Regions from separate parts of the Homo sapiens genome. Here region 1 is linked to region 2. Evidence: chromatin contacts called from ENCODE Hi-C or POLR2A ChIA-PET data. All regions are on one chromosome and are shown on one strand. The core of a region is the stretch at or near the end of the contact, and the rest is flanking DNA. Distances in the headings are between cores, read along the strand shown.

The links. A loop is a pair of places that touch in the nucleus more often than their neighbours do. ChIA-PET counts read pairs that join two places held with the same protein, here RNA polymerase II (POLR2A). Pooled maps may share reads with other maps.
Region 1: a loop to region 2 is called in a pooled map, with 5 times the contacts of the local background. The contact joins the enhancer-like site here to the promoter of MCF2L2 in region 2. A Hi-C loop is called at or near these places in 1 of 168 maps with a recorded cell type or tissue (dorsolateral prefrontal cortex) and 8 of 50 pooled maps. POLR2A ChIA-PET finds 5 or more read pairs at or near these places in 4 of 52 experiments (CD4-positive, alpha-beta memory T cell, HEK293, activated CD4-positive, alpha-beta T cell and 1 more).

The regions. Positions count from the first base shown.
Region 1 is chr3:183,369,555-183,372,254 of GRCh38, forward strand. The region is part of intron 3 of MCF2L2 (MCF.2 cell line derived transforming sequence-like 2); the gene reads right to left. Among named protein-coding and RNA genes, the nearest start is that of MCF2L2, 58 kb to the right of the region's middle. Within about 2 kb of position 1,402, at least 10 of the 41 ENCODE cell types and tissues checked have a DNase peak (open chromatin) inside an H3K27ac peak, as active enhancers do.
Region 2 is chr3:183,427,170-183,429,869 of GRCh38, forward strand. MCF2L2 (MCF.2 cell line derived transforming sequence-like 2) reads right to left here and starts at 1,450. Exons shown (of 30, transcript NM_015078.4): 1 at 733-1,450. The coding sequence starts at 808. RefSeq lists a silencer at 1,200-1,279.

The sequences.
Region 1 (2,700 bases), core at 152-2,651, 58 kb before region 2:
CAGACTCTTCCTATAGCTTACTGAAGTATATTTGGCCACCCTGCTCAACATAAATTCCTGTTCCCTCTAGACCCTCTCTTGAAGAGTCCATTTCCAGCTTCTGGCAGGAGGCTATGCTTCCCAGCCTGTCAGAATGGTCACCCTGCAGGTTGGAACTCTTTATGAGAAATAAAGCTCTCCTTTCCAAATTTATGAACCTCCTCATTCTTTAGTTGACAATAGTAAATAAATAGTAAAAAGTCAAGCCCTCTCTGGCTCATAGTCTTGGAAAACTTTCTTGATTGCATAATAAATGTTGAAGGGCGTGGCAAACAGTTGTCTACTCTACATCCAAAGTTTGATTTTAAAAAGGCAACATTCACAAATTTTATAGCTAATCGCTCACCCACTAACTTCTCCAACTTCATCTCAATTCTTCACTGTAACAACCCATATCACATAATAAATAGGAGAGGAGGCTGCTTGTTATGGTATGTGGCTATCATCTTTATAATTGATCATGAGAGTGGCAGGAGGCAGCCAAATGCCCAGGCAGATATGGGCAGGTCCCCGGTGAAACCCCCTCTCCAAGCCGAAGATAGTTTAAAGCCTGAAAGCCAAGCTACAAGTTAAATCCTCAGACCGGATTGAGAACTTGTCTTCCCATTTGTCGAGCTTTCCTGTGATGGATCCCCACCCCTCATGTATTTTACATATACCTACCCTTTCCTAATTGTTCTTCTACACTGTCGTGTGGAACCAGCAGATGCGGATGCAAGCTATAACACAGGTGAGCTGGGCCTCAGTAGTGTGGCCGAGCAATGCCCGGGTGGGGCATCGGGCAAGGCCCAGGGTCTCTGGCTTGCCAAGTGACCAAGAAGAAAAATCATGCATCAAGAATTCCACTAAGACCAAATTCCAGATGTTTACAATCATTAGCACTCATAAATTCAAGCAAAAGTTGTGTTTTGAATTTCTGAAGCAATCTAAATTGAAATGTCGAAAGATGGAACGTGGGTTTCTATCTGAACAAAACAGAATAGATGACGCAAAGGCAGAACAGTGAGGAGGTATTCTAAAACAATCACCCAGGCAAATGAACAAAGAAAAGCCATCATACACATATGAGGTCATTCCACTGGGAAGAAGTAACATCAGACCCCTAGTTTTTAAATAGAGAAGGACAAGAGCCTGGCATATTAACTTTGTTTCCTGCCCTTTACTACAATTTACTTAAATTCTCGTGACATGTAAGACTTACTTGCCAGTGCCACCATTTACTCTTAATAAAACCAAGGAGTGCCTTCTGATTTCAGGCCTCAGTTGGGTGCCCAAAATCTAGCCTCTCTGGTATCCTCCCTGAGGGCTCTGAAGCAAATCTACCCTCCTTGGGCAACACAGCTGCCCACATGACTGTACACTCTGGATTGACAAGTACACTCTGTACTCGTGACTGTACACTCTGGATGTACATCCTGATGAGTCAGATGAATGAATTCATCTCCCTGACCCTTTGAGTCACAGTTCCACAGCCAGTCCAGCGAAAACCACACCTCACCCCAGCTACTCCATCAAAGCAGCACTTTTGCTCGTTAATGTTGTTTAGACACTTGAAAAACAGTATTTTCCATTGCCTTCTGTGAACCCAAAAGTATCTGAGACAGGTCTCAATCAGTTTAGAAAGTTTATTTTGCCATGGGTAAGGTCGCACCTGTGACACAGCCTCAGGAGGTCTTGACAACAAGTGCCCAAGGTGCTGGAGGCACAGCTTGCTCTTATACATTTTAAGGAGACGTGAGACATCAATCTATACACGTAAGATGTCCATTAGTCATTCAGGAAAGGCAGGACAACTCCACGGGTGAGGGGGGTTTCCAGTTCATAGGTAGATAAGAGACAAAAGGTTGCAGTCTTTTGAGTCTCTGAGAAGCCTTTTTTTTTTTTTTTTTTTTGAGACGGAGTCTCACTGTGTCACCCAGGCTGTAGTGCAGTGGGGTGATCTCAGCTCACTGCAACCTCCGCCTCCTGGGTCCAAGCAATTCCCCTGTCTCAGCCTCCCAAGTAGCTGGGATTACAGGCTTATGCCACCAGGCCCAGATAATTTTTCTTTTTTTTTTTTTTTTAAGTAGAGATGGGGTTTCACCATGTTGGCCAGGCTGTTCTTGAACTCCTGACCTCAAGTGATTCACCCTCCTCAGCCTCCCAAAGTGCTGAGATTACAGGTGTAAGCCACCGCACCCGGCCTCTGATTAGCCTTTTACACAATACACAATTTACATGTGAGAAGAGGGTAGAGGAATAGTCACTTATGCCTCAGTTTGGCTTAGTGAAACAGGAGGGCAGAGGAAGCAATCAGATAGGCGTTTGTTTCACAGGGGCAGAGGGATAACTCTGAGTACTGTCCGTCTTTTTTCCACGAGGAATTCCTTGTGGGCAAATTGTGAGGGAGGTATATAGTATTTTTTATCTTTAGGGAGGTATATCGTTTTTTTTTTTTTATCTTTGTAGCTATCTTCTTTAGGAATAAAATGGGAGGCAGGTTTGTCTGATGCACTTCCCAGCTTCACTACCCTTTGGCTTAATGATTTGGGGGTCCTGAGATTTATTTTCCCTTCACACTTCATAATAGTAAGAGGCCCAGATTGCACTCACTTCTCTGACGAGGCTGGTTTCTAAAGCTGAGTAGTTATTATAATCCCACTGAGTCTTTCAATACAAAGG
Region 2 (2,700 bases), core at 200-2,699:
AGGGGAAGAAAGTGCTAAGAAAAAACTGACTGGGAACTGTCTCAATGTCCTCTTGCCCTTACTTAGTCTGTGGGGCCTGACGTTCCATCACAACCCTTATTTCAGGAGCAAGCAATGCATGTTTTGCTCCTCTTTTCAACTCAGGGAAGAAGATTAAAATTGCTCAGTCTCCTTGGCTTGCAGAGATTTCTCGCGGGGATCATCAGGGGTGTGCTTAACCCTCCAGGCAGCACAGTAAAACAGGCCTAGCGGCCGAGCTGCGCAGGGGCGCTCCCATGTAACCTGCCTCTCCCTGCACTTTCTTATAAACAAGCCTTCAGTGGCGTGGCAATCATTTCTGCTGAAAAGCACTGGCATTCGTTCCTCTTATGCCCTCTCCTTTCTCACTATCCCCAAAACCAGAACATAACTTCCCACCCACCCTACTCCCGTCAGAAGCAGCTAACGGATGGTAACAGCCCAGCAGCCCTCGGTTTGGAGCTCAACGGACTCGGCAACCACCTGGTGAAGGCACCAGCCTCGGCCCCCCGACCCCCACCAGCGGCGCGCCCCAGGGATGCCCCCCGCTGGGCACCGCAGGCAGGACCCAGAGCAGCGAGGCCCAGATGCCGGGCAACCCCCCAGGAAGCGCGCTGCCCCGGGGCAGCGGGTGAGGCCAGGAGCCAGATGAAGCCCAGAGACCATCCTCACCCGCCATTAATAAAACGCAGGAAAAATTAAAGCTTCGTTTACCGACATGAGTGATCACTGTGGCCAGTCGCCGGGTGAGCTCCTGGGGAGGCATCTCTTCTTTTAAGCAAGACAGCATTTCACTGAAAAACCATTCCGTATAAATAAAGCCAAACAAAACTGTTTCTACCGCTGCGGTGGATGATTTTTTAAAGGCATCTCCGCCCAAGGATGCTCTGCCCTCGCCCTCTTCCTGGCTCTCCAGGCAAGAAACGAGAGTCCCTCGCAGCCTAGGCCAGCTCTCCCTCGCCACGCCCCGCGGGGGCTCCCGTGACAGACCAAGTCTGGCGCTTTCCCAGCGTCGCAGCTGGACCGAGAGAGGAGCGGCCGTTCTGCAAAAGGAAGCAAGTCGCCAATCTCGCCGGAACCGCGCCCCGGCTCCTCCGGCCGGGCGAGCTCCGGGGCTTCCAGAATCGCGGTCCCGGCCGCCAGGTTTCCGGCGCCGCCTCCAGGGACTGTAGAGTGAGGGATGCTCCGCCAGGTGCAGGGGAGGCGGCAGGTGGCCGTGGCTTCTCTGCGCCGCCGGCCCCACGCCCCAGCGCCCACCTCGTCCAGCCCACGGGTGGCGCCCGGGGCTCTCGGGGAGGCACGCACGCTCCCAAGCGCCGCTCGTTTTGGGGTCGGGAACGCTGCGCACCTTTCCCTGCGGGGAGCCCGCGCTCCACCCCCGGAGTGGAGCTCCGGTCCTTACTCGGAACCGTGGGGCGGGGAGACAGTGACTGAGGCGCTCCAGTCGCACCGGGGTCCGGATCATCAGACGCGCGCCGGCCAGGTCTCCGCCCCTCCTTCTTCCGCGCCGGGTGTCTGCGGAGGAGCCGCGGAGAGAAGGGGGCTGGCCCGGAGAGCTGCCGCCATCCGGCAGGACCCGGAGCGGGAGGCTGGGTGAGGCGCCGCTGCTTGCCCCACCTCCTGACCCCGGGGGCGGCTGGCGTGTGTTTTCCCCCACTTGGGGTTGTTCCACGCAGTTCTTGACCTCCGCTGGCCACACCTGCACTGGGAGCCCGGCGCCCGGGCTGCGCTCCGACAAGGCTGAGCACGCGTGGGCGCGCTCACCCCCTATGTGGGCGTTTTCCTTCGTGCAGCTGCGCCCTTGCCTCTGCTCCGTCTGTCACCTGTCAGGCACGCCAGTGCTACCTTCTGGAGGGGCTGTGGCACATCCTCCATGCTGGTCCTCCTCCCCATCAGCCCATTATCCCGTGGTTTCCCTAGTTGGGCCCAGACACTTTCTGACTGGCAGCAAAAGACTAACCCCAGTTCAGCAGAGCGCTACGGGAAACGCCTGAGCAAATGCGAATTCGGTCAGGTTGTCCCCCAATCCTTTCTACAGCGGGAGTCCCTGAATACTCAGCAGGCGGAATGGCGGGACCACCCAGGCGGATGTTCTCAGCCATCTCTTTCCTCTTCGATATGTAAAAAGCCAAGCCGCAAACACCCTGGATCCAAATTCTAGGAGTAGCCACCCATCACAGGGGGCTGAGGGTATTTTTTTAATGCTTTCTCTTTTCTTCTTTTTTTTGGAGACTGAGTCTGGCTCTGTCGCCCAGGCTGGAGTGCAATGGCGCGATCTCAGCTCACTGCAAGCTCCGCCTCCCGGGTTCACGCCATTCTCCTGCCTCAGCCTCCCGAGTAGCTGGGACTACAGGCGCCCGCCACCACGCCCGGCTAATTTTTTGTATTTTTTAGTAGAGATGGGGTTTGTTTCACCGTGTTAGCCAAGGATGGTCTCGATCTCCTGACCTCGTGATCCGCCCACCTTGGCCTCCCAAAGTGCTGGGATTACAGGCGTGAGCCACCGCGCCCAGCCCTTTTTAATGCTTTCTCTAACAATTGTGGGCTGTGATTGAGAAGCGAGGTCAGTTCACCTGTGTCATGAGATTTGTGGAGAGGTTCTTCCCCCTGTGAAGTTTGGGCACTTTGCACTCTGCCTGCAAAACAGAGCAAGGATTTTCTTTTTCTTTTCTTTCTTTTTTT